Regions from separate parts of the Homo sapiens genome. Here region 1 is linked to region 2. The links are chromatin loops, found by intact Hi-C in ENCODE. Cell type or tissue: K562. All regions are shown on one strand. Links, peaks and the distances in the headings refer to the core of each region. The heading gives the core; the rest is flanking DNA. Region 1 overlaps TSHR (thyroid stimulating hormone receptor). Region 2 holds the start of TSHR-AS1 (TSHR antisense RNA 1).

The links. Peaks named below come from ENCODE experiments on the same cell type or tissue, not always from the same donor. Only the 100,000 strongest peaks of a DNase experiment are listed, where the experiment ranks them.
Region 1: a loop joins it to region 2, with 10 times the contacts of the local background. A loop is called at or near these places in 3 of 110 quality-filtered maps.

The regions. Positions count from the first base shown.
Region 1 is chr14:81,052,118-81,067,382 of GRCh38, forward strand. It overlaps TSHR (thyroid stimulating hormone receptor), which reads left to right. Exons shown (of 10, transcript NM_000369.5): 2 at 10,031-10,102. TSHR-AS1 (TSHR antisense RNA 1) reads right to left here. Exons shown (of 9, transcript XR_007064290.1): 8 at 1-1,699. Among named protein-coding and RNA genes, the nearest start is that of TSHR, 100 kb to the left of the region's middle. In K562, for the core only: a CTCF peak has its summit at 10,907 (motif pointing left); a DNase peak (open chromatin) is centred at 10,904.
Region 2 is chr14:81,157,562-81,172,826 of GRCh38, forward strand. It overlaps TSHR-AS1 (TSHR antisense RNA 1), which reads right to left and starts at 12,845. Exons shown (of 9, transcript XR_007064290.1): 1 at 12,548-12,845; 2 at 7,632-7,820. LOC105370594 (a long non-coding RNA gene) reads left to right here and starts at 11,211. Exons shown (of 2, transcript XR_944073.3): 1 at 11,211-11,242; 2 at 12,100-14,274. RefSeq lists enhancers at 12,570-12,629, 12,850-13,219. In K562, for the core only: a CTCF peak has its summit at 6,755 (motif pointing left); DNase peaks (open chromatin) are centred at 5,590 and 6,790.

The DNA of each region.
Region 1 (15,265 bases), core at 6,990-14,989, 100 kb before region 2:
GCCCAGACCAATGTCAAGGAGCTTTTCTCCTAGTCTTCTCTTATGAGTTTTACAGTTTCAGATCTTACATTTAAGAGTCTCACCCATCTTGAGTTGATTCTACTATCAAGGGAGAGATAAAGTTCCAATTTTATTTTTCTGCATGTGGATAGCCACTTTTTCTAACACCATTTATTGAAGAGACTGTTCTTTCCTCATTGTGTGTTCTTGGCACCTTTGTTGAAAATCAATTGACCACAGATATGTGCGTTTATCTGGGGACTCTCTACCCTATTCGATTCATTGATGTGTCTGTTTTTATGGCAGTACCCTGCAGTTTTGGTTACTATAACTTTGTGATGTATTTTGCAATCAGGTAGTTTAACGCCTTAACCTTTGTTATTTTTGCTCGAGATTGCTTTGGTTATTCAGGGTCTATTGTGGCTCCATACAAATTTTAAGGTTGTTCTATTTCTGTGAAAAATGACATTGGAATTTTGATAGGATTGCACTGAATCTGGAGATCACTTTGGGTAGTATAGACATTTTAACAATATTAATTCTTCCAATTCATGAACACAGAATATCTTTCCATTTCTTTGTGTCTTCAATTTCTTTTATCAATGTTTTATAGTTTTCAGTGTATAGGTTCTTCTCCTCCTTGGTTAAATTTACTCCAGAGTATCTTATTTTTTATAGCTATTGCAAATGGAATTGTTTTCTTAATTTTTTTCAGATAGTTCATTGTTACCATATAGAAACACTATTAAATTTTGTATGTTGATTTTGTAACCTACTTTACTGAATTTTATTCATCAGTTCTAACAAATTTAGGGGGCTGAGGGAGGGGAGAGGGAGAGGGAGAGAGATTTGTACTGTACTGTAAAGAATTGGTTCACATGATTATGGAGGCTAAGAGGCTCAAGAGAAGCAGTTGGAAAACTGAAGACCCAGGAGAGCCAAAGGTATAGTATCAGTCAAAGTTGAAAGTCCTGAGAACCAAGAGAGCTGATGGTATAAATTCTGGTTTGAATCCAATGGCCTGAGAACCAGGAGAGCCTGTGGTGTAGAATTTAGTCCAAGTCTGAAAGCAAAGAAAATTGATATCCCAGCTTAAAGACAAGCAGAGATAAATAATTTTTCTTACTGAGCCTTCAATTGATTGGATGAGGCCCATTCACATTGGGAAGGGCAAGCTGCTTTATTGAGTTTACCAATTCAAATGTCAATCTCATCCAGAAACATCCTCACAGACACAACACGAAATAATGTTTAAGCAAATATCTTCATATCCCATGACCCAATCAAGCTAACACATAAAATTAAGCATTATACTTGTGTACACAAATAGACATTTTTAACTTAGCTGTGCATTTCTCCAAATCCTTTAGCAAATTACAAATACCAATCAAGAATGCTGACGGAAACATACCTACTTGTGTGACTACAAGTTAAAACACTGATAACACCAGGTGTTGGTGAGGATGTAGAGTTGACTGGAACTCCTATAGATCACTGGTATGAGTGAACATGTTACAATCACTTTGGAAACTGGAAGTTTTTGTGATAGTTAAGTATACACTTACCTATGATCCATAAATCATATTCCTAGATATTTACCCAAGAGCAATGAGTATGTGTGTCCATAAAATGATTTGTACATGGATGTTCTTCATAGCAGCTTTCTTCATAATAGCCCCAAACTAGAAACAACCATCAACTGGAGAATGAACAAAAAAATGCATATTCATAATTAGCAATAAAAATCACTACTGATACATGTAATAACATAGATTTGTCTCAGAAACATTATGTTGAATAAAAGAAGCAAGGCAGAAAAGTGGCTAATTTTTGATTATTTATGTGAAGTTAATAAACAAGAAATCTGTGATGATAGAAGTCAGAATAGTAGTTATCCTATAGAAGAGCAGGATTGCTGATATAGTTTGACTGTGTCCCCACTCAAATCTCATCTTGAATTCCCACATGTTGTGGGAGGGACCTGGTGGGAAATAATTGAGTCATGAGAGCAGGTCTTTCCTGTGCTGTCTTCATGATAGTGAATAAGTCTCACAAGATCTGATGGTTTTAAAAACAGGAGTTTCCCTTCACAAGTTGTCTTTCTTTGCCTGCTGCCATCCATGTAAGATGTGACTTGCTCCTCCTTGCCTTCCGCCATGATTGTGAGGCCTCTTCAGCCATGTGAACTGCAAGTCCATTAAACCTCTTTTTCTTCCCAGTCTTGGGTATGTCTTTATTAGCAGTGTGAAAATGGATTAATACAGTAAATTGGTACTGGGAATGGGTTGCTGCTGAAAAGATACCTGAAATGTGGAAGCGACTTTGGAACTGGGTAACAGGCAGAGGCTAGAGCAGTTTCGAGGGCTCAGAAGAAAACAGGAAAATGTGGGAAAGTTTGGAACTTCCTAGAGACTTGTTGAATGCTTTGACCAAAATGCTGACAATGACATGGACAATGAAATCTAGGCTGAGATGGTCTCAGATGGAGATGAGGAACTTGTTGGGAACTGGAGCAAAGGTGACTCTTGTTATGTTTTAGCAAAGAGACTGGCAGCATTTTGCCCTTGCCCTGGAGATTTGTGGAACTTTGAACTTGAGAGAGATGATTAGGGTATATATATCTCTATATATCTGGTGGAAGAAATTTCTAAGCATCAAAGCATTCAAGATGTGACTTGGGTGCTGTTAAAGGCATTCAGTTTTAAAAAGGAAACCAAGCATAAAAGTTCAAAAAATTCACAGCCTGACAATGCAACAGAAAAGAAAATCCCATTTTCTGAGGAGAAATTCAAGCCAGCTGCAGAAAATTGCATAAGTAATGAGGAGCTGAATGTTAATCCCCAAGACAATGGGAAAAATGTCTCCAGGGCATGTCAGACAACTTTGTGGCAGCCCCTTTCATCACAGACATAGAGGCCTAGGAGGAAAAAATGGCATGGTGGGCTGGGCCTAGGTTCCCTCTGCTGTGTGCACTCTAGGGACTTAGTAACCTGCATCCCAGCTGCTCCAGCTGTGACTAAAAGGGGCCAAGATACAGCTCAGACCATGGCTTCAGAGGATGCAAGCCCCAAGCCTTGGCAGCTTCCACATGGTATAGAGCCTGTGGGTACACAGAAGTCAAGAATTGAGGTTTGGGAACCTCCTCTTAGATTTCAAAGGATATATGGAAATGCCTGGATGTCCAGGCAGAAGTTTGCTGCAGGGGTGAGGCACTCATGAAGAATCTCTGCTAAGGCAGTGCAGAAGGGAAATTTGGGGTGGGCACCCCCACACAGAGTCCTCACTGAGGTACTGCCTAGTGGAACTGTGAGAAGAGGGCCACCATCCTCCAGACCCCGGAATGGTAGATCCACAGACCACTTGCACCATGCACCTGGAAAATCTACAGACACTCAACACTAGCCCATGAAAGCAGCTGAGAGGGAGGCTGTACCCTGTAAAGCCACAGGGGCAGAGCTGTCCAACACCATGGGAACTCAACCCTTGCATCAGTGTGACCTGGATGTGAGACATGGAGTCAAAGGAGATCGTTTTGGAGCTTTAACATTTGACTGTCCTGCTGTATTTCAGACTTGCTGACTTTTTGGACTTGTAGCCCCTTTGTTTTGGCCAATTTCTCCCATTTGGAATGGCTGTATTTACCCAATACTTGTATCTGCATTGTATCTAGGAAGTAACTAGCTTGCTTTTGATTTTACAGGCTCATAGGTTGAAGGGACTTGCCTTGTCTCAGATGAGACTTTGGACTGTGGACTTTTGAGTTAATGCTGAAATGAGTTAAGACTTTGGGAGACTGTTGGGGAGGCATGATTGGTTTTGAAACATAAGGACATGAGATTTGGGAGGAGCCAGGGTGGAATGATATGGTTTGGCTGTGTCCCCACCCAAATCTTGAGTTCCCACATGTTGTGGGAGGGACTCAGTGGGAGGAAATTGAATCATGGGAGCAGGTCTTTCCTGTGCTGTTCTCATGATAGTGAATAAGCCTCATGAAATCCGATGATTTTAAAGATGGGAGTTTCCCTGCACAAGCTCTCTCTCATTACCTGCTGCCATCCATGTAAGACATGACTTGCTCCTCCTTGACTTCTGCCATGATTATGAGGCTTCCTTAGCCACATGGTACTGTAAGTCCATTAAACCTCTTTTTCTTCGCAGTCTCGGGTATGTCTTTATCAGTAGCGTGAAAATGAACTAATACAATTCCTGATTGGAAAACTACACAGGAAACTTTCGGGATGATGGAAATATTTTATATTTTGATCCAGGCCCTGGTCTCATGGGTTTATGTGTACATATATGCATACATATATGTAAAGTATAAGTATACTTATATACACCGAAGTATATAAATATGCATTGTAGACTTGTGCATCTCACTGGGCGTAAAGTATGCCTTAATAAAGAACTGTGAAAAATAGCTTCAATACAAAAAATTATGCTAAATAATGAAATGAAACCAAATTTAATATTTTCAACAATTTGGAGACCTAAACCAATACTTGTGAATAGACAACTCTCTCCCAGATGGCCTAAGCTGAGCAATTTCCATAAGTCAAACTTATCAAGCTATTGCTTGAGTTTCTGGGGTTCAGATCACACACAAAAAAAGCCCAAATCAAAACTCTGTTTGACCCTACATAATAACTCACAAATCCACTTGGATTCTGGCCAGTATGCCATTCTATTTCAGCTGCAGTGTCACACCTTGCATTGTAGACATCATATCACCTGATATTTTTGTATCATTTGTAAATAATTTAGCAGCAACACTGACTAAAATTTACTATACCACCCAAAATACAAAACACAAGAGAATGACAAGTTAAAATTATTTTATTTTAAAAAATAGTCTATATGCAAATAGTCCCAAGTGTTTAACTGCATGATCCTTGTGGGTCTACACCCCTGATTTTAAATCCTATGCTTGCTGTATTCTTTCACAGTTTGCCACAGAGTATTTTCTTAATGCACAACAGTAAAACAAATTCACCAATGAAAATTTATTCTTGGCTGGGTGCAGTGGCTCACACCTGTAATCCCAGCACTTTGGGAGGCCAAGGCAGGTGGATTACTTGAGGTCAGGAGTTTGAGACCAGCCTGGTCAACATGGTGAAACCCCGTCTCTACTGAAAAAACAAAAATTAGCTGGGTGTGGTGGTGGGTGCCTGTAATACCAGCTACTCAGGAGGCTGAGGCAGGAGAATCGCTTGAACCCCAGAGGCAGAGGTTGCAGTGAGCCAAGATTGCACCACTGTGCTCCAGCCTGGGTGACAAGAGTGAAACTCCATCTCAAAAAGAAAAAAGAAAAGAAAAAAGGATTTATTCTCACCAAAATAAGAACACAAGGCAAGTGATAAATGTCACATTAAATTGTATTAATATTGCCTAATTTGTAATCCACAACTTCACAATATAAAAAATATGGATTATTTTTACCAATTCCCTCTTTTTCTACTATGAATACTTTCTATACTCACATAGAATAGTTCAGTGAAATATACTTGGTACACCTCAGTGAAATACTGGCTGATTGATTGACACAGGTGGTTAATACAAGAGGCCCTTAAGATGAAGATGACATTGATATTATACAAACACGCAGAATCACAAAATACTCTCAGCCTGTTTGCCAGGAGGCAAATAGGACACACAAGTGGGAAGTTTGGTGTTTCTGGACCACACAGTCTCTGCCACGGCAAAGAAGATCAGCCAGCCTCCTCAACTCAGTACAATTCAGACATGGTCATGAGGTAGGGGCTATAGTGAGAAATGTGTTAGAACCCACACCTATATATGCACATATGCAACACAAGCTATGTGTTTAAGATTCCAGAAACTGTGTAAGAAACAAGATGTTGGAATGTTGATTGGATTTACATGTTGATGAAATTTCAGTCAACTAAGCCTAGTATCATGCAAGATTACTGTGAAAAGTTTAATTGTACCAACTGCTCTTGTTTGGAACAAAGAACTGTCAGCTCTCTTTACATTAACCATATTTCTCTCCCCCATTGCTACTGCAAGAACCAAAAAGAGAGTACTTAAAACTGGGTTCTACCTGCAAAATCTGCAAGTCAGTCAGTCATGGTTTACATGCATGTCAATTTCTACATTATATTTTCCTAAGGCAGACATTTGACAGATATAAATCTTGCCTCAGCAAGGCCCAAAGGAAACATTTGTCATACCTCCAATGGTCATTCTTGATTAAAGAAATCACAGCAAAACAAATTGGAATTGCAAACTCAGCTTATATCTTTTCTCTCACATAATTTCTATATCTTGAAGCCAACTTCTTTAACCATAAAATGTGCATTCTCCACATAGGATACAAGACTATAGCTGTGAACTATTTTCCCAATGAGTTACATATGATGCCTTAATCGTTAATAGTAAATAGATGTACTATTTGTATGAGGTGAGGTTTTTTTCTCATATTTTAGAAAGAATCATCATTGTCTTCTTATTGTGAATTATCAAAGGCAAATAAAAAACAGCCTCTTCAGTACCTAGCATATTTTCATTAGAAACAAATTCTATTGCGATGCAAATTCTTTGGACAAAAGTGAAGCACTTTGAAGATTTTCTAATATTTTTGTCAAAAGAATACACATGTAGATGTGTACTTTGCCTTTTCCATAAATATTCAAAATGTATTCTGAAATTAAAATAAAATATTTCTATAAAATAAACACATTCACTTGGTGTTTTTTCTTTCATTTGCATTTAAAGCAGTAATCACAATATCACAAGATTCTTTGAGTAAAAGGCCTTCTCTTGAAAAGGTAGATAATAGAAAGAACATCCAGCCCCTTGCCCCTAGATGGAGGGATAAAAACAGATAGATGACAAACATTCTATAAATTAACTCTAGCCACAAAACTACTGCAAATCAAAACAACCACAAAACCTCCACAAAGGTTATGTGCATGCCGGAGCACATGTGTCTGGGGGTCATGAGGCATCCACATATTACAATAAATTTTCCCCACAACCCTTATTGTAAGGTTGAACTATTAGGGAAAAATGGAGCAGATGCTCTCTAAATAAATATGATGTCTTTATTTAATTTCCTAGATGCCATGCCCTCACTAATTATTTTTGTTCTTTATTTGAAGGGAAATAGATACCTTAGAAGAAAACTCCTTTTAAATGTTTTCATAAGCTCAATCAAACTAATCACATGTTAAAAGCCAGAAAAGAAATTAAAGGAGAGCTTAAGCTAATATGATGAATTTTAGAGAGGCAACCAAGGCAATTTATACCAAAAGTCAACAAAATTTACACAAACTCAATTGTGTATTTTTTTAGATTATGCGCACATTACTATGAAAATATCCAGGCAAAATGTATGAACTGTTAAATTGCAATTGAATTTGGCAATCTATACAACTAGTTGTCATTCTAATAATTCATTTAACATTATTGAAATCAGTATTTTGTCCCAGCGTGTTATCATGATATTAACTGAATTTATTCAAAAAGGAGACATTATTTTTATCTCAGGCTGATTGCTAGCACCCTCAACTTCAATTTTGTTTGATTTACTGTGCATATTGTATTATTACTAAGACAGATGCTCTGAGACACATAATCCTTATTGGTCTATATATATTGGTGAGCTTTCTTTGGTAAAAAAAATCTGGCTGGGAAAAATATCTTGTTTGTGGAATTAAGCAAAACATTAGCATTTCAAATATTTTTGTCTTTTAAAACACCTTGTGCCACAACTAACTCAATAGTGGGAAAAAGATCTTTGTTCAGAACTGTATGTGTGTAAAAGAGAGAGAGAATTCAAGAAACAGGTGTTATATATTTCAGAAACTCATACTTCGGGAAAGAATAGAAACATTATTTGAACCTTTAGCCCAAAGACTATCCAATTGCACTTAGATGCTATTTCTGTTCCAGGTTAATTTCTTAGAAACCATTGCAATCTTATTCTAGTTTCCTATTTAATTTTATATATGTTATTTACTTTTGAACATGGGCTAAACTCAAAAAATTTTAGTCAGTGAAGGTTACAGTTTAGTCCCATATTACCTACAATCTTACCGTAAGTATGCCCACAAAATGTTTGCCTTACGACAGCTCTATGAGTAAGACTATCTTTGAGCTTAAACTCAATCGCCTTGGGTGATACTCAACAGGTGTGTATCTTTTGTTTTCCTTTGGCATGGCCCAATTTTACACAGAGATTTTGGTAGAATGACTTGTTCTTCTCATATCTTTTTAGCTTCAGAATCCGGATAACTCAATTAAGGAAATAAAAGTGGGAGACCTTCAAAGGAGAACAAGTAATTTATGGGACCTGAATTTCTGAAATAATATTAAGGCAACATTGGGCTTCATGGCAAAACACCAGAGGTTGGGAAGAGTTGCAGATTTACTCTTTTGACATTCACATCACCTCCCTCCCTCCATTTTAATAGATGCTTTTACCAACTAATTTGGTCTTTCTGATGCTTTGATTAGGCAAGTTACAGATATATTTTAATAGTTGCAAAAATGAATACTTCAAAGAAAGCATAGACCAAGGAAATATATTGTTGAAAAGTAACCCCTCAGCTTAGAGAAGAAAAAATACACAATGTTATTCTACTATCTATAAATGAGGTACTAACTGGATGATGTGTGATTACCAGTGTGATTAAATGGCAAAAACAGACACATGGAGAAGCTAAGTAGTATGCTGAGGCATTGTCTTTTTGCCAAGTTAATACACTATGCACACTGTTTTCCATACAAGATTCTCAAGTAGTAACTATAGTAAAGAGCGTAACTCAAAAAATGGAGTGCCTAGGTGGAGAGGCATACTGGAATGCATGAAGGTGTTTCATTATGTATGATGAGAACAGTCTCCACCTTCTGAAGAGTCTTCAAAAAAGCAAACTGGAGGAAAAGTCACACCTTTAAGGTGCAAATCCAACAAAGATGTCTTAAGATTCTGAGGAAGAATTTGCTCCTTGCCAGTCAGTTATTTCCAGACTGCAGCATGTAGATGATAAGATCAAGATATGATCGAAGAGACTTTTACTTGTGCAAGAAGGTAGTAACCATGCTACTATTTTTAATCCTTAAGATTTAAAACATGCATTTAATTCTTTTAAAGATGTACTTAATGTATATTCTGATAGCATTCCAAGGCATTTCCATTGAAAAGTACATGCTATAAATTCAGTAGTCTTAACATACATAATACAATATATTATGTTGTTCGCACGAATGTTCATTGTAGCACTTTTCACAATAGCAAAAACATGGAATCAACCTAAATGTCCATCAGTGACAGATTGGATAAAGAAAATGTGGTACATATATACCATGGAATATTATGCAGTCGTAAAAAAGAACAAGATTATGTCCTTTTCAGGGACTTGGATGGAGCTGGAGGCCATTATCCTCCGCAAACTAACAGAGGAACAGAAAACAAAATACCACATGTTCTCACTTATAAGTGAGAGCTAAATGATGAGAACTCATGGACACAAAGAGAACAGACACTGGGGCCTGCTTGAAGGCAGAGGGTGGGAGGAGGGAAAGGAGCAGAAAAAAATAACTATTGGGTACTAGGCTTAGTACCTGAGTGATGAAATAATCAGTACAAAAAAAACCCTGACACCAGTTTACCTATATAACAAATCTGCACATGTACCCCCAAACCTAAATTAAAAGGTAAAATAATCATGTTTTTTCAATTTAATAAAAAGACCCCCCAAAAAATATTGCCCTTCAGTTAACAAATAAAGTGTGATGCGAGGCAAGACATATTAGTTTACTGCTAATTCATAGATGAAGTCTGATGATTTACTTTCTGCATCTGAATCTAACAATTCTTATTGGGAGAAAAAAATGTGTACATATGGTTCTTTGGTATGTTTGTTGAGTATTATTTTTGTTGATTATGTATCAGCCAACATATTGTGAAAACTGTCATGCTTTTTAATTATGTGTTTTTATAATTAAGGTGAATTATTAGAAAAGCCCAATGATTAAAACTCTAATTATGTAACTGTTATTTTCACAGGAAGCTTATTGAGACTCACCTGAGAACTATTCCAAGTCATGCATTTTCTAATCTGCCCAATATTTCCAGAATGTAAGTTTTTTTAATATAAAGAAAAGTTTGCATTTGTGATATGTTATTCTCTAAACGTGTTCTATCAAGAAAAATACTTGGTATTATACTTGCATAAATCAATGGCAGTTATATTGTCAATGTATATGACAATTTTATGTACATGATTTTTATTTCATTTTGCTATATCTCTACTCCCTAATTCCTACATGATTTTTTAAAACCTAAATCAAATTTAAATTCATTTGATTTTGAGCAGTTCATAATTCTCGATGTATTTTAATATATCTTGGGATATGGCAAAACCTTAGCTGTAAATCTCTCCTATAAACATCCCGTAGTTTATAAAGTAAACATATATACAGATAGACAAACATCCATCTGTCCTAGTCACCAAGTCTTGAATCACCTTTCACTACTAATACAAATATTTACATTTTGTTATAAACGTAGCCAGTGGTTTCAGATCTCTCACGTTAAAAGAGAATTAAAAATAATTCTAAACCTTAAAAATTGAATTGCTATCCACTTACAGTAAGGAGAAAAGGGATTTTCCATATTGGGTTGACAAAGAGTGAATGAAATGAAGCAGGTCTTTATTTCATTTAATTGATTTTGACAGGCAATCCAGATAGTTCAGGCATGCGAAATAATATAACCAGAAGCAACCTGTACAGTTTTTGGCCAAATGTACTCACTCCGTGGCCATTTTGTTAGTGTTTCTGTCATTTCAGTAGTTCTCAACCACAGACGACTCTACCCCTAGAAGCATTTAGCATTTTTGGTTGCTAAATGCCCACTAGAGAGGGGGCTGCTACTGGCACCTAGTGGGTAAAAGTGAAGGTTGCTGCCGAACATTCTACAGTTCATAGGACAGTCCCCACAACAGAATTATCTAGTCCAAAATGTCAGCAGTGCTGAGGCTGACAGACCATCCTACTGAACATCTCTGCAGTTTTTTATGTTGCTAACAAGTCCTTCCTCTTTCAAATTCTTGCCTCTTTGTTTTCCTTGATATTGCTCTCTCATTCCTCTTCTTGTCTCACCTGGCTACTCTTCCTTAGTCTCCTTTTCTGACTTCCTATTTTATTTTTGCCAGCTACTTAATTACCAGCTCTTTCTTTGTATATTTTGTTCTAATTCCTCTATACCCCACTCTCCTTGAGTAAACACTCCCATTCCTTGGGCTGCACTATTTCCTAATACAGCTAATTTCCAAATATTACCACTTGGATGTCCCACAGGCTCTTCAAAACCAGCATATCCAAAATAAACACATCATCTTCCTCCCAAGCTGTTCCTTCTCTTTTAACAGCACCACTGTAGCATCCTATAAGCTAAAAACCTTGAATTCTCCTTTAGCTCTTCCTTTTCCCTCATCTACCTTATACAACTGCCTATTTGGTGTCTCTGTTTGCATGTCCCAACAGCTTGGCCATTACTTCATTCATTCAACAGATATTTATTGAGCCCTACTTTGTGCCTGGCACTTTGCTAGGTGTTCCGTACACAGCAGTAGACAAAACTCACAGCAGTTCAGTTTTATTCCTAAGAGAGTGATGAGTATCATGATGGGGTCAGTTATTGGGTGATATGGAAACTCACATAAGAGGTCTATTACCTACACAGGAGCAGGGAGAGGAGTTGGGGAAGACTTCCTGAAAAAAAAAATAGCACCTGACCTGTGATCTGCATTATATAGCAAAGAGCAGAAGGGAAAAGCCTGGGCTTTCTGAAGAATTGAAATATAATAAGTTTCTTGGGGGTAGAGCTTAGGCAGGGAGGTGGGCAGTAGAAAAAAATAAAACTTAGGTCTAAGTTAGTACAGGGTCTTGTAAATCATGTGAAGGAGTTTAAAATCTTCCCTAAGGGCTGAGCCATTCAATGGTTTTAAGCAGGCAAGAGAAATGGTCAGATTTTCATTTGAGAAACATTCCCTTGGCTATGTAGTGGAGTGAGGGGTGGAAGTGGAGCAAGGCTGTAGGCAGGAAGCTAGTGAAGAGGCTGATGCAGTGCCCAAAGTACAGGGGATGGCAAATTGAAGGATGATCATTGAGTGGGAATAATGAAAAAGGATAGAGATTTGAGACATAAATAAGGGAGGGCTGATCAAGTTTCTGATTAGGACATCTGTGTGGTTGATCGGCACATTCATTTAGGCAGAGAAGTGTTTTGTATATTTGCTGTGGAGGGTCAGGGGGTATGTTAGGAATTCAATTTGGGGCATATGGCATTTGAGGTGCAGTTATATTGAGTACACATCAGGACACAGACAGAATTTTTTCATTCATTTGATAAATATTTGTTCAGCCCCTACTATGTGCCAATCACTGCTCTGAGAGCTGGGGATACATCAGGGAACAAACAGACAAAGATCCATGTCCCCATGGAGTTTCCATTTGAATGGGAGGAAATAGACAATGAACCAAAAACACAATAAATAAGTAAATTAGATACTAATTTAGAAGGAAATAAGTACATGGGAAAAAAAGTAAATTAGAGTAAAGAGGATTGGGAGTTCTGGGTATATGGGGGCACTCAGGGGAGAGATTCAGGTAGAGATTGAGAGTCACAAACAACTGGGTGTAACTGGGACCAGGAGGAGGCATCCGCAGAGAGGGAGAAGCTAAAGAGAGTGAAGAAAGAACAATTTTAAGAGCATGTGGTCCCTGAAGAGGCAGGAGGGGATGAGATCCAAATAGAGGGATTGGCCTTCTAGAGGAAGATGGTCACTTTTTACATCATAACGAGGAAGTCATGTTGTAGGACTTTCTCCTTAGTTCAGCTAAAAGCCAGGTTCTTGTCACATGGCCATAAAAGATTAGGCTCACAGACACTTTGAAGGGTGACAAAAATAGAATTTATTGGGTGAAAGAGGAAAAGAGGGAAACAGGGACTCTCAGCAAAGCGAGAGTCCTCCTAGTCCACTTCCCGCCTCACAGATTGAATCCCAGGTACCACCCCACAACAGGAGAGGCCAGGCTCCTCCCCACTATAAATGAACTTCCCGAAGCTCCACCCCAGTACACACTTCTCCCAGGGCACAGGCAGTTGAAGGTTCTGCTAGGGAGCCCTTTTTTACTTAGCTGTCTCAGTTGTAGGAAAAGATGGGACAGATGCAGGTAAACTAATAGGCTTATTGGTGGGGAATTCAAGGCATTCTCGTGTTAAAGTTTCAAACATTTCTATGACTTATCAAATTATTAAAGGATATCTAAGAAGATGGAAGATGGAGGTGGCAGAGTTAGAAATTTGATGAGAAGATTTGAAATAAAAGTGGTGAGCAATAAGAAGAGGGTTGGTTGACTGAGATATAGGAGACACCCAGGCAGATCTGAAGGCTCCACTGAGGCTTCCCCCAGGGAGACTGCTGGATTCTCCAGTCTGGGTTAAGTGATAGGGGTCCCTGAACCCTATCAAGCATTTAACACCTTGTGTTAATCCCATTTACCTTGTACATTAATCTGTATCTGTGAGTACTGTGAGTTCCTTGAAGGTAGGGAACAGGCCTGTTTTGTCATTGTCCAGAAGGATGTCTGTCATACAATGAATGTTCAATACATATTTGTGGAATAAAAGCACATACACATACCTGAATAATGATTAAAGATTTGATATATCTTGGGGAGAAGAAAGAGATCAGTAGGATGATGCTAGGTTTGTCTGAGATGGTTCAAATTCCCACTTGGGATTCTGGCATAATTGTTAATGGCACCTTGCTTTAACTCACAAAACTATCCCAGTTTGAATGATAAGTCATATGGTGACTGTAATGATTATATGATGTTTAAATGCGAAGAAGAAGTAGGATCTGATTTTTCCTAGTTGTAAAAATGGGGTAAGTAAGCAGGGAATCACAATTTTTATCCCCCTGAATAAACGATTCCTGCCAGTTGTCTTCACAACCAAGCAATCACAGCCATACAAAAAGATGTCATTAGGTTGGAGAAACTGGAACTTCCATTTGATAATATGGGCCGAGTGACTATCCTTCTGGAACCTTGAGAAAGACTCATACTTCTTAACTGAGAAATTCAGTAGAAGATTTGGAGCAATGGAAAAGATGCTTAGGGAAACAAGTTGGCAGCCTTGAAAAATGAATCTTGCTCTGCTAGCTTGCTCAGCTTCATCCATGGTAAATCCCCACAGTCTCTACACGGTAAATTAATTCCTTTCAATCTGTTCCATTGTTTCCTTTATGTTAGAAATATATTTGTATCAAAACAATTTATATAACGTTATTATCTGCAAGAGGCAAAGGGTTAAGAGACTGGGTAAATCAAAGGATAATTATTTAGAGAACAGGTAATTCAAAATAGAAAGCACAGAGCCATTATAATACTCATAATAACCAAGATAAAAACTTAGAATGGAACAATCAGCACTCCTCTTGTAAACATTGCATCGATGAGGATACTTTACTGGCAGATTCAATTCAAACTATAGGTCAGTGGTTCTCAACATTGCCTACACATTAGAATTGGCTAAGAAGCTTTTGAAAAATAAAAGTACTTGACTCATCCCTCATAAACTCTGATTTAATTATCCTAGACCGGGTCTTGGACATCTGTGTACTTTAAAGCCCTTCAGGTAGTTTAATTGCATGTCCAGGGTTGAGAATCTCTGCTATGGCTATGGCTGGAAACCATCTGTCAATTGTTCATTTTCCCAAATGTCATAGAAATACCTCACAATAGAAAGTGGTCATTGAATTTGGCTGCATTAGTCATTCTCATTACAAGATGGAATTTGAGGAAACTATTTGAAATATTCCTTATATGTTCTTGACAAGTTGTATTTAGGAATTTCTCTGTTTTCCTTTTTCAGTACTTGAAGCTTTTATTTGAATTACTTTTTGCTTACAAAGTTTAAGACGGAGCTTGAATTTTCAGCTTCATTTAAAATCATGAAGAGAAGTCTTAAGGGAGTATGTCGTCAACCTGTGGAATGTTCCACTAGAGAATTGCGATTTTCTCTTCATCTTTGAAACTACATGTCTAATTCCATGTTATTAGACATTCCATTAAAAATGCTTCTTATTGACTCTAGTGTTCTTTTCTGATGCTCATGTTTTTTTGCTATTTTGAGGAACTCTTCTATTCATTCAGTTGTTTAATAAGAGTCGACAACATGCCAAGCACTCTGAAAGGCACTCAAGATTCAGTGGCCAAAAACAGGCACAGT
Region 2 (15,265 bases), core at 2,747-10,746:
TTTTCTCTGTAAGAAGCCTATTCATTGAGTCATCTATCTTACAGTAAGGAAGCACTTGTGGTTACAAGCTAAAAACTCCTGCAATTCAGTAAAACTCAGTCTCAACTTCCCATTTAAAAGCCCAGAGAACTAGTCATCTACATGCAAGAAAGTGTTTGAATTGAGCATTTGTTTGACTTGTATTCATTTATTGAGTACCTTCTGCAAGCAGAGCATATACATCAGAATTTTTTTAACTGTGTCCCAGACTTTAAAAAAACTTTGAATCTAGAGAGGAAGATATATGTGTCACCACAGTATAAAAATTATTACAGTTTCTGAATGTTACTACAGAGCAGTGTTACTCCATAGAAATCTATCCTAAGCAAAAAGAACAAAGCTGGAGGCATCACACTACCTGACTTCAAATTACACTGCAAGGCTATTATAACCAAAACAGCATAGTACTGGTACATACATAGACACATAGATCAATGGAACAAAATAGAGAATCCAGAAATGAAGCCACATACCAACAATCCAACTTATCTTCAATAATGCTAACAAGAAGTTACACTGGGCAGAGGACTCTCTTTTCAATAAATGGTGCAGGAAAAATTGGATAACCACATGTGGAAGAATGAAACTTGGCCCCTATCTCTCACCCTATAAAAAAAAATTAACTCAAGAAGGATTAAAGACTTAAACATAAAACCTGAAACCATAAAAATCCTAGAAGAACACCTAAGAAAAACTCTTCTAGATATTGGCCTACGCAAAGAATTCATGACTAAGACGTAACAAAAACAGAAAAATGAAACTTAATTAAACTAAAAAGCTTCTGCACAACAAAAGAAATAATCAACAGAGTAAACAGTCTACAGAAAGGGAGAAAATATTTGCAAACTATGCATCCAACAAAGGACTGATACCCAGAACCTACAAGGAAAAACTTAATAAGAAAAAAAGCACTTGTATTACAAACCAAAAACCCCTGCCATTCACCAAAACTCAGTGTCAACTTTCCATTTAAAAGCTCAGAGGTCATTCACATGCAAGAAAAACTGTTAAATTAAGCTTTTTCATTTTTTTTTCTTTTTGTTTTTTGTTTTTGTTTTTTTTTTTTTTGAGACAAGGACTCATTCTGTCACCCACCGCAACCTCCACCTCCCAAGTTTAAGCAATCCTCCCACCTCAACCTCCTGAGTAGCTGGGACTACAGGAGAGCACCATCATGCCCAGCTAATTTTTTGTACTTTTTTGTAGAATGGGGTTTCGCCATGTTGCCCAGGCTGGTCTCAGAACTCCTCGACTCAAGCGATCCGTCCGCAGCAGCCTCTCAAAGTGCTGGAATTACCAGCATAAGCAACCATGGCCTGCCTGAACTGAGCTTTTGTTTGGCTCAGTTCAACAAGAAAAAAACAAATAACTCCATTTAAAAGTGGGCAAAGGATGGCCAGAGACGGTGGCTCACGCCTGTAATCCCAGCACTTTGGGAGACCGAGGCAGGTGGATCACCTGAGGTCGGGAGTTCAAGACCAGCCTCGCCAATATGGTGAAACCCCGTCTCTACTAAAAATACAAAATTAGCCGGGCGTGATGGTGCACATCTGTAATCCCAGCTGCTCCGGAGGCTGAGGCAGGAGAATCTCTTAGAACCTAGGAGGTGGAGATTGCAGTGAGCCAAGATCACACCACTGCACTCCAACCTGGGCAACAAAGGAAGACGCTGTCTCAAAAAAAAAAAAAAGAAAAGAAAAGAAAAGTGGGCAAAGGACATAAACAATGAACAGACATTTCTTCAGACATACAAGCAACCAACAAACATGAAAAATGTTCAACATCACTAATCATCAGAGAAATGCAAATTAAAGCCACAATGAGATACCATCTCACACCAGTCATAATGGCTATTAATTAAAAAATCAAAAAACAGCTGATGTTGCCAAGGATGTGGAGAAAAACAAACGCTTATACATTGTTGGTGGGAATACAGAAAAAGTATGGAGATGTCTCAAAGAACTAAAAGTAGAACTACCATTTGACCCACCAATCCCACTGAGTACCTACTCAAAGGAATAGAAATCATTCTATCAAAAAGATGCCTGCACTCTGTGTTTATCACAGCACTGTTCACAATAGCAAAGGCATGGAATCACCCTAACTGTCCATCAACAAATGATTGGAGAAAGAAAATATGGTATACATGCATCATGGAATACTATGCTGCCCTAAAAAAGAATAAAAGCAGGTCTTTTGCAGCAATATGGATGGAGCCGGAGGCCACCATCCTAAGTGAAATAACTCAGAAACAGAAAGTCAAATATTACATGTTCTCACTTATAAGTGGGAGCTAAACAAGGGGTACACATGGACATATAGTGGGAAATAATAGATACTGGGGAGAGTCGGAGGGGGCAAAGGTCAAAAATTACCTATTGGGTACAATGTTCAGTATTCAGGTGACGGGTAGACTAGAAGTGCAAACCTCACCATTATACAATATAGCCATGTAACAAAACTGCACATGTACCTCCTGAATCTATAAGAATTTAAAAAAATTAAGGTTAAAAGAAAAAAGTGAAAGTCATTTTAATAATATACTTTAACCCACTATTATAATATCATTTTGACCCAAAATCAATATGAAAATTATTAATGAGATATTTTACATTCTCTTTTCTTCTAGCTCAGTCTTGAAAATTCAGTATACACTTAAAACACATGGCAATTTGGAAACTAAATTTTCTTCAGAAATACCGTAGCCACATTCAAAGTTTGTAAAATGTACACTTGAAAAAAAAAAGACTTGCAAACCCAAATTGCTCTAAACAGACTTAAAAGTTTTTCATAACTGAATTGAGTGTTGTTTTTTTAAACTTGAAATTCAATTCATAAAAATGAAGTAAAATTGAAAACTCAGTTTCTCAGTCTCACTACCCACATTTCAAATGTGCCATAGCCACACATAGCTCATGGCAACCATAGTGAATAGCACAAGTTTAGAGCAGGGACTGTCAAATATTTTCTGTAAAGGGCTAAAGAGTAAATATTTTGGCCTGGCACGGTGGCTCACACCTGTAATCCCAGGACTTTGGGAGGCCTAGCGGGGTGGATTGCCTGAGTTCAGGAGTTTGCCACCAGCCTGGGCAACATGGTGAAACCTTGTCTCTACTAAAAGATACAAACAAAATTAGCTGGGCGTGGTGGCATGTGTCTGTAGTCCCAGCTACTTGGGAGGCTGAGGTAGGAGAATTGCTTGAAACTGGGAGGCAGAGGTTGCAGTGAGCCTGTGCCACTGCACTCCAGCCCGGGTGACAGAGCGAGACTCCGTCTCAAAAAAAAAAAAAAAAAAAGTAAATATTTTAGGCTTTGCAAGCCATAGATGTCCCTGCCCTAGAGGATTCCACTTGAGGGATCAAAGAAATCTTTAAGAAGGTCACCTCTAAGCTGGGATTTTAAAGATGAGTAGGATTTCAAATGTATAAATATAGGAGGGTGCAGGAAAGAGCATTCCATACAGAGGCCTAAGCATGAACAAAATGACAGAGGTGCGAAGGCTGTGGTACTGCTCGGAAAAGGAATCAGCATACAGGATGAGAGGGCTGGAAGGAGGGAAGGCAATATGCTAGTTACTCTCCCTGTAATTGACCCAATTACAGGCATTCCCCAACTTTTCTGCCCTGCAGGGACTGACCACTATAGACTGCATCGTGCATGCCCTTTTGTCCTCTGTGTTCCAATGGGTTTGGCCACCGGGGCTCTGGCTTGAGATCAGAGTACAAGGGCAGAGATACATGGGCATTTATCCCCGGTTCCCTCCCTGCTTCTTAACTACTAAGCCAGTGTTAGCTCCATAGTTATAGCTCCTGTCTTCTGTGACTCCAAGTTCGCTCCGGGGTTCAGTATCATCCCCTGTTTTTTCTGTCCTTTCAGCCTTAGGAGTGGTAACCGCTTTGCTATGGCTAATTCCTAAGTGTTTCACCATCCCTGATTGGTTCCTCTCACCCCACTCACCTCTTTGTAAATAGTCTGTAAATTCTCCTCAGTCAAACTCTTTGAGGAGACCATTTGTTTTCTGCCAGCCTCTTCACTGACTCAGATAGACTGAAGCTGCATCATCCAGGATCTTACATGACAGGCTATCAAGTTTGACCTGTGTTCAGTAGACAGCACAGAGCATCAAGGCTCTTAGCACAGAGTTGTGTGGGTTGTGCACTGCACAACTATGTATGGAAGCCCTGGCTCTTAATAAAGAGAGAGACAGAGGGAGAGAGAGAGATGATTAAAGAAAATAAAAAGGAGGAGGGCTTGGGAGGCAGCTCAAGGAGAGAATCAGCATAACCATGTCATCAGTAGCTGAGAGTATGTCATAGGCACACAGTGCCAGCACTGGGAGGAGTAAGAGTGGTCTGGTCCGTTTTGGAGACTATCACAGCTACTTAGCTCTGAGTTAAACAGATCATATTCTGTCCTATGTTCCAGAGCCACTCTTTGCAGCAACCAGTGCCCATTCACTGCAGGGTCCTCCATGACTTCTGGCTTAGAATCCAGTTGTAGCTCAAAGTTCTTCAGCAAACATTTTCCCACTTCATCATTTTCTAATATTAGTGTGCTGGTTCTGGAAACCAGATAACCAAGTATAAGGAAGACCACACATTTCCTTCAAGATATCAAACCCAAGTCCTTTGTAAAGTAATATCTTATAGCAGTGCTCCCCAAATTTGTTCACATCATGGCATTCTGAGAATATAATCATATTGCACACACACTAGGTAAATGAACAAGGGTACTCCCAGCCAGAGGTGACCAGTACAGAGGCTCTGGCTTCCCCAGACCTTGACCAGCTTCCTCAAGGCACACTTGCAACACACTTGAGACTTAGAGTTCAAGGTGTGAAGGTCTGCCTTAGAGCTCCAACTCCATCAGCACAAGAGTCTCATCCTCGTGGGACTCTCTCATGAACTATCAATGACCTCAGGCAAGCCCTGGTCCCCCTTTAACATTTGACCCAAAGCCATCATGGTGGCTCATGCCTATAATCCTAATGCTTTGGAAGGCTGAGACTGGAGGACCACTTGAGGCCAGGAGTTCAAGGACCAGCCTGAACAAAACGGTAACACCCTATCTCTATTAAAAAAAAAATTAATTTAAGAATTAGCCAGGTGTGGTGGCATGCCCCTATATCCCAGCTATTCAGGAGGCTAAGGCAGGAGGATCACTTGAGCCCAAGAGTTTGAGGCTGCAGTGAGCCATGATTGTGCCGCTACACTCCAGCCTGGGCCACAGAGGGAGACCCCCATATCTTTAAAAAAATTTAACAATCATATGACCCCATTACGGGCATATAACTCCTCTCTGATTCTCTGAAGTCATAGGTAGGGTCACAGCTAGCCCATATTGAACCTTTGCACAAATTAGAAAAAGGTACCCTTGCCCTGGATGGACATTGCCAAGCACCAGGGTACAACAGCCACCGGCCATGATTAAGAATATTCAAAAACTCATGGGATTATAGAATAAAGAGGAAGTGACACCACTCAATATTTGGTCTTACAAAATGCCCTTAGTCATGCTTGGGGCATTGGGGCCCACATCAAGGCTGCCTCCTTATCTTGCTGGGAACCTTTCTAGCTCTCCTGCGAGTCACTCTGCCCTCGTGACTCTTTAGCTGGGAAAGTGATTGTCCTGTCCTATTGTGATATGTTTCCAACCTCCAATGTTGTACTGGGAGACTTAACATCTGTCTTGGTGATACCCAATATCTTATGGAAGTTTGACAAGTTTTGTGATTTCTCTCTTGAAATTTCTACTCTTACTTCTGCATCTGGGCCACCATCAGCCAGTAGCCAGGTTAATCCCATTAATCCAACAGCCTAACCCACTAACCATAATGTATAGTATCAGCGCCCTTATCAATGTCAATCCCTTGCCTTCAAAGGCTGGCAATAGAGAAGACTAGGAGAAGACTAGAAGTTCAAGTTTTAAAGTTTAGGCACCTTTCTCTTTATGGAGTGTCTAGCTTCTTGGCCAACCTGAATCTGGGCCTGATTTTATTAGTAAATCAACAGATCATTTTAGTTTTTACTTTGTGTAAAGTAAGCATAAAAGGTTCTCTCCCATGAGTCAAATACACATGTCTTCACACTAGGATTGAAGCTATTAACATGAATATTGACCAGTTACGTGTTTTATTTACATACATCTATGTTCTCCCCTGTGACCTAGATAAGTCCAGTTGTTGGGCAGCTGAGCTCTGCAGTAATGGCCCAAAATGGACAGAGCAGACTCATCCTCAAAATCAAAACACGGCAAAGGGATGAACCTTTCTTTCAAATATGAGGAAGGTTAACATGACCTAAAAACAAAGCTCTTCTGTTCTTTGCCAGATAGAAATGACCTTTCTGTGAAGAATTTAAAAAAAAAAAAAAAAGAAGAAGAAGAAGAATCTTAATGAAATACACCTGCGTCATTAGGTGCTTATTACAGACACTTAGTAAGTCTGTTAGGTCAGTGAGTGAGGCCAAGAACCTGCCAAACTGAAGGGTCATTGTCAACCAATGGAACAAAACAAATGGACAAGAAGGAGGAGGAAAGATAAGTAGTTTTGATCTGGGACATGCGGCACAGACTCCTTGCTAGAGCTGCTTGAAAACCTATCTTTCTCCCTTTTCCTTTTGCCAGAGACTTAGGGCCCACTTGACATATTCACAGTTGGCTGATGCCACACTCTAAATCCTTACCTGAGGAGCAGTGTCTCCCTCTACAGGCAGCACAGCTGAAACACAAGGAAGACCTCTCTCCACAGCAGTGCCTCTGTAACTGACATGTCCCTGTACCTCTCAGCCAGCACATTGTGATAATGACTCATTGCTCCACTGCCGATTCACAGACCACTGCCAGGCAATGTGTGGGCCTGGAACTGGTCATGCTTCTTTACCTTTCTGCATTTATCTCTAACATAAGTAACATGTCATACCCATCCATGTTAGTGTGGCCCCCAGCACAACCAGAAAACACCAACTAATGGAATTTTCCACATTCTATGGGACCCAGCAGTACCTTCTTGTTTTAGTTAAAACTCTCCAATATTGCTTATCCCATCTGATGATCATTAAATTGGAAAGTGGTAGGCCAAGTGCAGTGGCTCACACCTGTAATCCCAGCACTTTGGGGGGCTAAGGTGGGTGGATCACCTGAGGTCAGGATTTTGAAACCAGCCTGGCCAATATGGTGAAACCTCGTCTCTACTGAAAATTTAAAAGTTAGCTGGGCATGGTGGCGGACGCCTGTAGTCCCAGCTACTCGGAAGGCTGAGGCAGGAGGATCACTTGGACCCAGGAGGCAGAGGTTGCAGTGACCTGAGATTGTGCCACTGCACTCCAGCCTGGGTGACAGAGTGAGATTCTGTCTCAAAAACAATTTTTTTATTTTAAAAATTAAAAAAGTAAAAAGTTGGAAAGTGATAGATTGTACTACCTCCCTGCCCTCACACCATTACAAACTACTCAGAGGATTGAAAACAAGCTTCCCTTTTCAAAAAGGATAGGGCAATCTGATTTCAAGTCACCTGTGAACAGTCAAGGAGCAGAAATAAATGTAAGGAAAGAAAGACACCAGATAGAAATGATTCTTGCAGCCTATTAACTTACATGTTTCATCAGACTTCCCAGGACAGTCTCTCCCTCGATTTCTCATAAGAATTCCTTAGATGAAGCCAGAACCAATGATTTAGCCTCCCTTTGACACCACTCTTCTTGTCCTGTATCTGTATACCGACCTCCTTTGCCCAACTGTTGTTAAATCCAAAGCAACGTTATTCCAGGAAGTGCTGTCCCCACCTGTGAGAGTAGGCAGACATGAAGAGTTGCTCAACATCTGCTTTGCTGGATAGCTTTCTTCATTTATGAAAGCTCAAAGGCAGAATTCAAAGTTCATAGGTGGAAGAACTTAGTGCTGGCCAGCATCATCGTGCACTCCCCAGGCCACATGGAGGAGCATGAGGTGTTTGTAAATTGTTAGGTGTCTATTAAAGAATGTTATGTGTTTAAACACAGGGTTGAAGACGATACAAACTTATAGGTGAATTAAATTTAAAAGACAAAATGTTGACGAACTTCTTCAACTAAAATAATGTGACATTTATTCTCTTCTCATCACATAAATAAGAAGCAAGCTGCATATTAAAAATACATATATATGAGACCAGGCACAGTGGTTCACAGAGGCCTGTCATCTCAGTGCTTTGGGAGGCCAAGGTGGAAGGATCACTTGAGGCCAGGAGTTCGAGACCAGCCTGGATAACATAGGGTGATCCCATCTCTACAAAACATAAAAAAATATGAATTGTTCAAACACATAAATAAATGAGATCATGTTTAGGCAATGGGGCTCATGCTGATAGCTATCAAGAAATCACAGAAGTAATTAACTTGGAAAAAACATCAATGATCAATTATAAATGTGACCATGCCTGATTTTATCATTCATGTTATCTTTTTCACACTTTTCATACTTGCAAAACAAAGTCATGATTAGCTCTCTTATAGCAAACACCAGCATGTATACTCACCAAACCCATTTTCCCTACATCCTGGACACACACCTACATACTCATTCCCCAGCTTCCCTTTCAAGGAGTGTCACATCCAGCCCTTAAGACTCCTAACACAATCCTCTTGTGCTTTCCGTCTCCATATCTGCCAGACAGATGCAAAGGATCCCAGAGAGAGGGAAAAAGAGTATCTGAAGCTGCAGGGAAAAATAAATCACTAGATGAAAGAAGCCTGTGTCTCTGAATTACTGCATGGAGAAGAGCCATCCATACCAACCAGCATTGTCCCGTGACATGCAGAAGAAGCAGACCTTTGTTGAGTTAAGCCACTGAAATCTTGAAGTTAAATAAACATTACTTAAGTTTACCTTCCTGAACTAATTCACAGTCTTACACTGTATTTTTTCCTTTTACTTTAGAAATTGAGCAACTATGGACAATTTATATTTATTTTTTCCACAGTTAGAGCATATTTTAGCTCTTCATCAATGTTACTTGACTTTCTTCTGTGTCAAAACAATGTGACAGCAGATAAATAAGACAGAACTGTGCACTCATCTTTAATACAGTCCTTTAGGCAATCATGCTATCTCACAGTGCTAAAATGGAATAAAATACATAAAACCCAAATATTAAATCATTGAGAGAAATTTTTAAAATAGTCTTAGATTCCTTCTTTTTAATGATTCCTTGATGGGTGGGTGAGGTGGCACACACCTGTAATCCCAGCACTTTAGGACGCCAAGGCGGGTGGCTCACTTGAGGCCAGGAGTTAGAGATCAGCATGGCCAACTTGCCGAAACCCCGTCTCTACTAAAGATGCAAAAATTAACCAGGCGTGCTCATGCGAGGCTGTAACCCCAGCTACTCAGGGAGGCTGAGGTGGGAGAATTGCTTGAACCCAGGAGGCGGAGGCTGCAGTGAGTCGAGGTTGTGCCACTGCACTCCAGCCTGGACGACAGAGCAAGACTCTGTCTCAAAACAACAACAACAACAAAATAATAATAATTATAATTCTACGACAGCCATTTCATGAAAAAATAGAATTTATCTTCCCGTAATACACATTACTGTCAATAAACATTCCCAAATTACACAGGAAATCACTGTTAATGCCTAATGTATAAGAAAAGAAAATAAAGAAACCTTCACAACACTTTTTTCTTAAAAGAAATAATTCTGACATTTTTGACACCTGTATTAATGCTATCTAACTAATAAAATTATGAGAATTACCTGGACTAGTTCAGGAACGGTGGCCCACACCTATAATACCAGCACTTTGGGAGGCCAAAGCTGGTGGATCACCTGAGGTCAGGAGACCAGCCTGGCCAACAGGGTGAAACCCCGTCTCTACTAAAAATACAAAAATATAAAATTAGCAGGGTGTGGTGGCACACGCCTGTAGTCCCAGCTACTCAGGAGGCTGACAGAAGAATCACTTAAACCCAGGAGGCGGAGGTTGCCGTGAGCCGAGGTTGCATTACTGCACTCACTCCAACCTAGGCAAGATAGAGTGAGACTCCTTCTCAAGAAAAAAAAAAAAAAAAGAATTACCTGGACTAAATCAATGAATATAAGTGAAAATGCATAAAGAGATAGGAACACTGTCTTTGTCATCTTAGATTTCCACCAGTGCAAGGTAAAAAAACAAAAATGAAATAAGCAAAGTGTGCATTTTCCAAGTAGAATCAACTCGGGTTAGGAGGGTAATAATGGTGGCATCAACAAAAAACATTTTTGGCATCATTATTTTATTCTTTGAGTTTTTGCTTTATCTTTATATGTAAGGAAGTTTTATTGGGCCATCCCTCTGAAGAGAGACGACTAAACTGAAATAAAAGCTTAAAGATGTCTTCGTTTCTTTAAAGGATCCTGGTATATTGTTATTACTGTGTGTTTGTGGTTTTACATATAGGTTTCCATCCATGTTCCTGGCTCATAACTCCAATAGCTCTTGGTATAATGGTGGAGCACTTTAGGGCTCAGAAGCAGGCCTGAGAAAACAGAATGTCTCTCTGCTCCTCTCCTGCCCTCCTTGCACCTGCTCCTTTTTCTCTCCAAGTGAGGAATCTTCCTTGTTTTTCTATATTGGCGCTGGCCATAAAGGAATTCTCTGACCTACCTTGTCTGACTGTGGGACGTAAGACCCTCATTTCAGAAGTGATCTTGCCCCATACCCTAAAAGAAGGAGTCCTACACAGAGGGGCCAAAAGGAATCTGAACAGACAGGCCTTACAGGGTTTCCCCTCTCAGTCTATGAGTATTAGACCATACTCTTTTTGTCCAATCACATTTCTACACAGTTGTCAGTCATGCCTATTCAATGATGTTCCCATGAAAGGCTCAAGCAAGAGACCAAGGTTCAAAGAGTTTCTGGATAGCTGAACACATGGAGGTTCCTAAAGGGTGGCATATCCAGGGAGGTCACGGAAGCTCCATGCCCCTTCTCCCCTACCTTGCCTTTGCCTCTCTTCATCTGTATCATTTCTAACATCTTTTATAACAAACCAGTAAACATAAATGTTTCCCTGGGTTATTTGACCCACTCCAGCAAATTAATTGAACCCAAAGAGGGAGTTATGAAAACCCCAACTTGAAGCTGATTGGTCAGAAATTCTGGAGGCCTGGAGTTGCAACTGACATGTGAAGTAGGGGCAGTCTTGTGGGAATGAATCCTCAACATGTGGGATCTGATGCTATCTCCAGGTAAGCCACAACAGAATTGTAGAATTTGTTGCTTGCTTAGTAGCAGGAAGAACACCTCCACCCCAGTTTGGTCACAGACATCTTCTGTGTTGATTGTTGTTAAGAGAGAGAATAGAAAAAGCACTTTGAGTTTGAGTGTGGTTTTTTCCCACAGAAGTCTTTATTGTCTACAATTCATGAAGCAATTTAATGTTGTTATGCATTATATTTCTTCCACTTTCCTTTAAAACTTAACATTCTAATTTTTCTCTCACAGTCAATATTTTGACCTATTCATGCTTACCAATTTCTTTGTTTTCCATTTCTTCTTTCATCCTCTTTTGAATTTCCATAATCTTTTTTCTAAAGTTTATTGTTTACTAGGTCTTTCTGCCTGGATAGAACTTGTAAATAATAAACACTTTCAGTTTTTATTTTAAAATATCTTTATTTCATCCTGACTGAAATAATATTTTTAGCTGGGTCTAGGTTCCTAGATTGAATTATTTCCCCTTAGTACTCTGAATACACTAACAAGGTCTTTATCCTCGTTTTTAATGAGGAACCTGCTCTTAATGGGTAAGTAGTCATCTCCGAAGTCAGACTGGGTCCAACTTGACTCCACCACTCACTTGCTGTGTGACTTTGGGCAAAGTCTACAATCTCTCTGTACCTCACTTTTCCTATCTGTAAAATGGGGAGAAATCTAAAGCGTAGTGCATTGGGTTATTTAAAGATTCATACATGTGTAGTGTCTGAGACATAAAAAGCATTTGGCATTATTCCTATTTATTTGCTCAAGATGAGATGCCTTCTTGCGTTTGAATTGTTGTGTTACATTGCTCCCAGAAACATCTTGATTAGATGATTTTTCCCAGAAAAATAACAGATGCAGTCAATAAGTGCTGCTCCCACCGAGACACCAAAATATCCCGTAAACCAACACACTCTGAGCAGATCTTCGCAGTGAAACGCTGAGTCCACAGAGCGGCCACACAGACACGAGGCTGAAGAGGAAGGAAGCTGGGAACCCTGCGCGGGGTGAGTGCCAGGACTAGTTCCAGGCCCAGAACGTTTCCTAGGGAAGGGTTGAGTAAAGTGACAGTGGGGCAGCCCACTCTCCTCACGTATTTCTGGGATCCCAGCTATAAGAGATCCTATGACCCCCACAGACAGTTGAATTGGCAGGGGGATCTGCCCAGGGAGTAGGCAGAGACAGAGCTCCAGGTTGCAGGGAGCCCAGGGGGTTTTGTGTGCATGGCAGCTGCAGAGGAAGGTGGCTATAGGCGCCTATCCCCCAAGGCTCCCCATCTGACCTCAACTTACCAGTGAGCCAAGAGAGAGCAGGGCGGTCCTTCCTGCGGGACTGGGGCGCATATGTTCTGCGGGACCCCCTGCACGCAGCCCCTCCCAAAGCCCCTGTCTGGTTGTTCCTGCAGGAGTGTGTGCACTGTGCCGCCTCCGCTGCCCAGCCTGAGTTCTTGCTAGCGACCCCGCCTGAATGCTTTCCAGGCAGCTTGGGAGCACTTCGGATCCCCCAACACAGCAGGGGTCTGACCCCGAGGGGCCGAAAGACAGAGCCCAATGCCCCAAGGTTGCAGCACAGAGCTCAGGAGTGCCCAGCTGAGACCTGTGGCTGGTGCGCAAGCGCGGGGGAGGAGCCTCCACTCAGAACACTGGGAGGAGTGAGAAGCAGTTCGTGGGCCAGCGCGGGATGAGACTTGTCTCTCTCAGGGCCTTTCAGGGAAGGGTTGCGGCCTGTCTGCAAGCCTTAGCCTCTGCCGGAGAGAGCCCCCACAGCTCCGAACACCTAACAAAGGAAACGTAAGTGCAGCTCCAGTGATTGGAGGGGGCTCCTCTAAGGGCCAGGAGAGGACTTGGCAAAAGGATCATCTCTCTCCCCTGAACTATGGAGCATGACTGCGAATACAAAATACCAAAGAGCCAGCGCTGAGTCAGAGCCTGCCGGCAATTACTCTTAAGCGCCATCTACTGGTTTGCCGCCGAAATTACAATTTCAAAATATTCTGCCAGTATAGAGCACCTGTAAAACCCAGAGCAAGAATCTAGCCACAAAGATCCCATACAGAGCCTTGGCCCTCTGAAAGTATCCAGAAATGAAGCCAATTGACTATACTCAACATATACCACAGTTAAGCCCTCAAGGTAAATGAATAATATAAAAACAAGACGACAAAGGAACACCAGCCCTCTCAAAAGAGTCAGCACAAGAACTCTGGCAATTCAAAACGTCAAATAAGCATACTAGCCCCTCAGCAAGGACTGAAATGTCCGGAATGACAGACATAGAATTCAGAATCTGGATACCAAAGAAGCTCATCAAGATTCAAGAGGAAGTAGAAACCCAATCCAAGGAATCCAGTAAAAATGACCCAAAAATTGAAAGACAAAATAGCCATTTTTAAAAAGAACCAAACTGAACTGGAATTTAAAAATTCACTACAAAATTTTCATAATAGTGTTGGAAGCATTAACAGAGGAATAGATCAAGCTGTGGAATCTCAGAGCTCAAAAACTGATTCTTCAAATCAACTCAATCAGATAAAGAAAAAAATTTTAAATATACAAATCTTCAGAGAGGATACTCAATCTGTATCCACTGAACAATTTCTCATTTCCTGCTTCCTCCAGTCCGGAGTAACCACCATTCTACTTTTTGTTTCTAAGAATTTGATCACTGTAGATAACCTCATTTAAGTGGAATTGTGTAGTATTTATCTTTTTGTGATTGGCTTATTTCATGTATGTGAAATGTAAAAAAAAAATGAAGCTAACAAATATTTTATTAAAACTAAACATTAATGTGTTTCATGCCACTGAACTGTACACTTAACCATGGCTAAAATGGTAATCATATTTTATCACAGTAAAAAAAAATGGAAAAACACTCTCAACGCTAACTGTAACACTAACTGTAACAATTAGACCAGTTAGAACAAAAAATTATTTCTTATGGGAAGGTGTTCTATCATTGACATAGTTTAGGATTGCTGGCACATGGTAATAATAAAAAGCACACTACATGTAATCAATTTAATAATGATTGTGTTTATGTTCTCGGCCAGCAGTTCACCTCCTTATTGCCCGTCCCCCAGGACTGACTGCCCCCCTCCCTGGGCACAACACTACTGCAAAATATGCCAAGAGCAGGATTTGATAGCTTTACCATGAGGCTGTCCAGCAATGTGGGCTCCCATGCTCACATATTTAAAGTGGGGTTTTTCAGTAACTGTCTTAGTCTGTTCAGGTTGCTGTAACAAAATACCATGAAATTGGTAGTTTCTAAACAATTGGCATTTATTTCTCAGAGTTCTGGAGACTGAGAAGTCCCAGATCAAGGGGCCAGCAGATTTGGTGTCTGGTGAGAGTCTGTTCCTTGTTGCACTCTCACATGGTGGAAAGGGCTAGCTAGTTCTCTGAGTCTCTTCCTAAGTGCATTATGCCCTCACTGCCGAAAGACACCCCGTCTAATACCATCACCTTGGGTTAGAATGGCAGCATATGAATTTGGGGGTGTAGAAACATTCAGACCATAACAATAACCACAGGACATTTGTCTCCAAGTTTCTATATTCCTGATGCATCCTGCCATGAAACCCGCAGAAGCCACGCCCACTTTAATTGCATTAGGGAGCTCTCTTAGGAATAAACTTATTTCACCATCAGATTCACCAGAAGGGAAGTGATATGAGGTAAGGCTAGACAGATCTCCTTCAAGCAAACAAACATACTTTTTTTTTTTTCTGTGAAAACATTCTTTTCCTTTAACTCATTGAACTATTAGGAGAGGGCAAAAACAGAACTGACTACTTTGCCAACCCCCAAGTCTTCACTGAATGACTCTTCAGAAGGACTTTGCTGTCATGGTCCCAGCCAGTGTTTTTATTTGTCTCTCTGTCTTTTCAGAGTGGTGAGTACAGACAGTGGAGAGTGAAGAACTGTCCCCAGAATATCTCCTCTGAACAGAAACAAGAGACCAGGTTGGCTGCAAGGCCACAGCCTCTTATTAACAGGTGTAGCTAA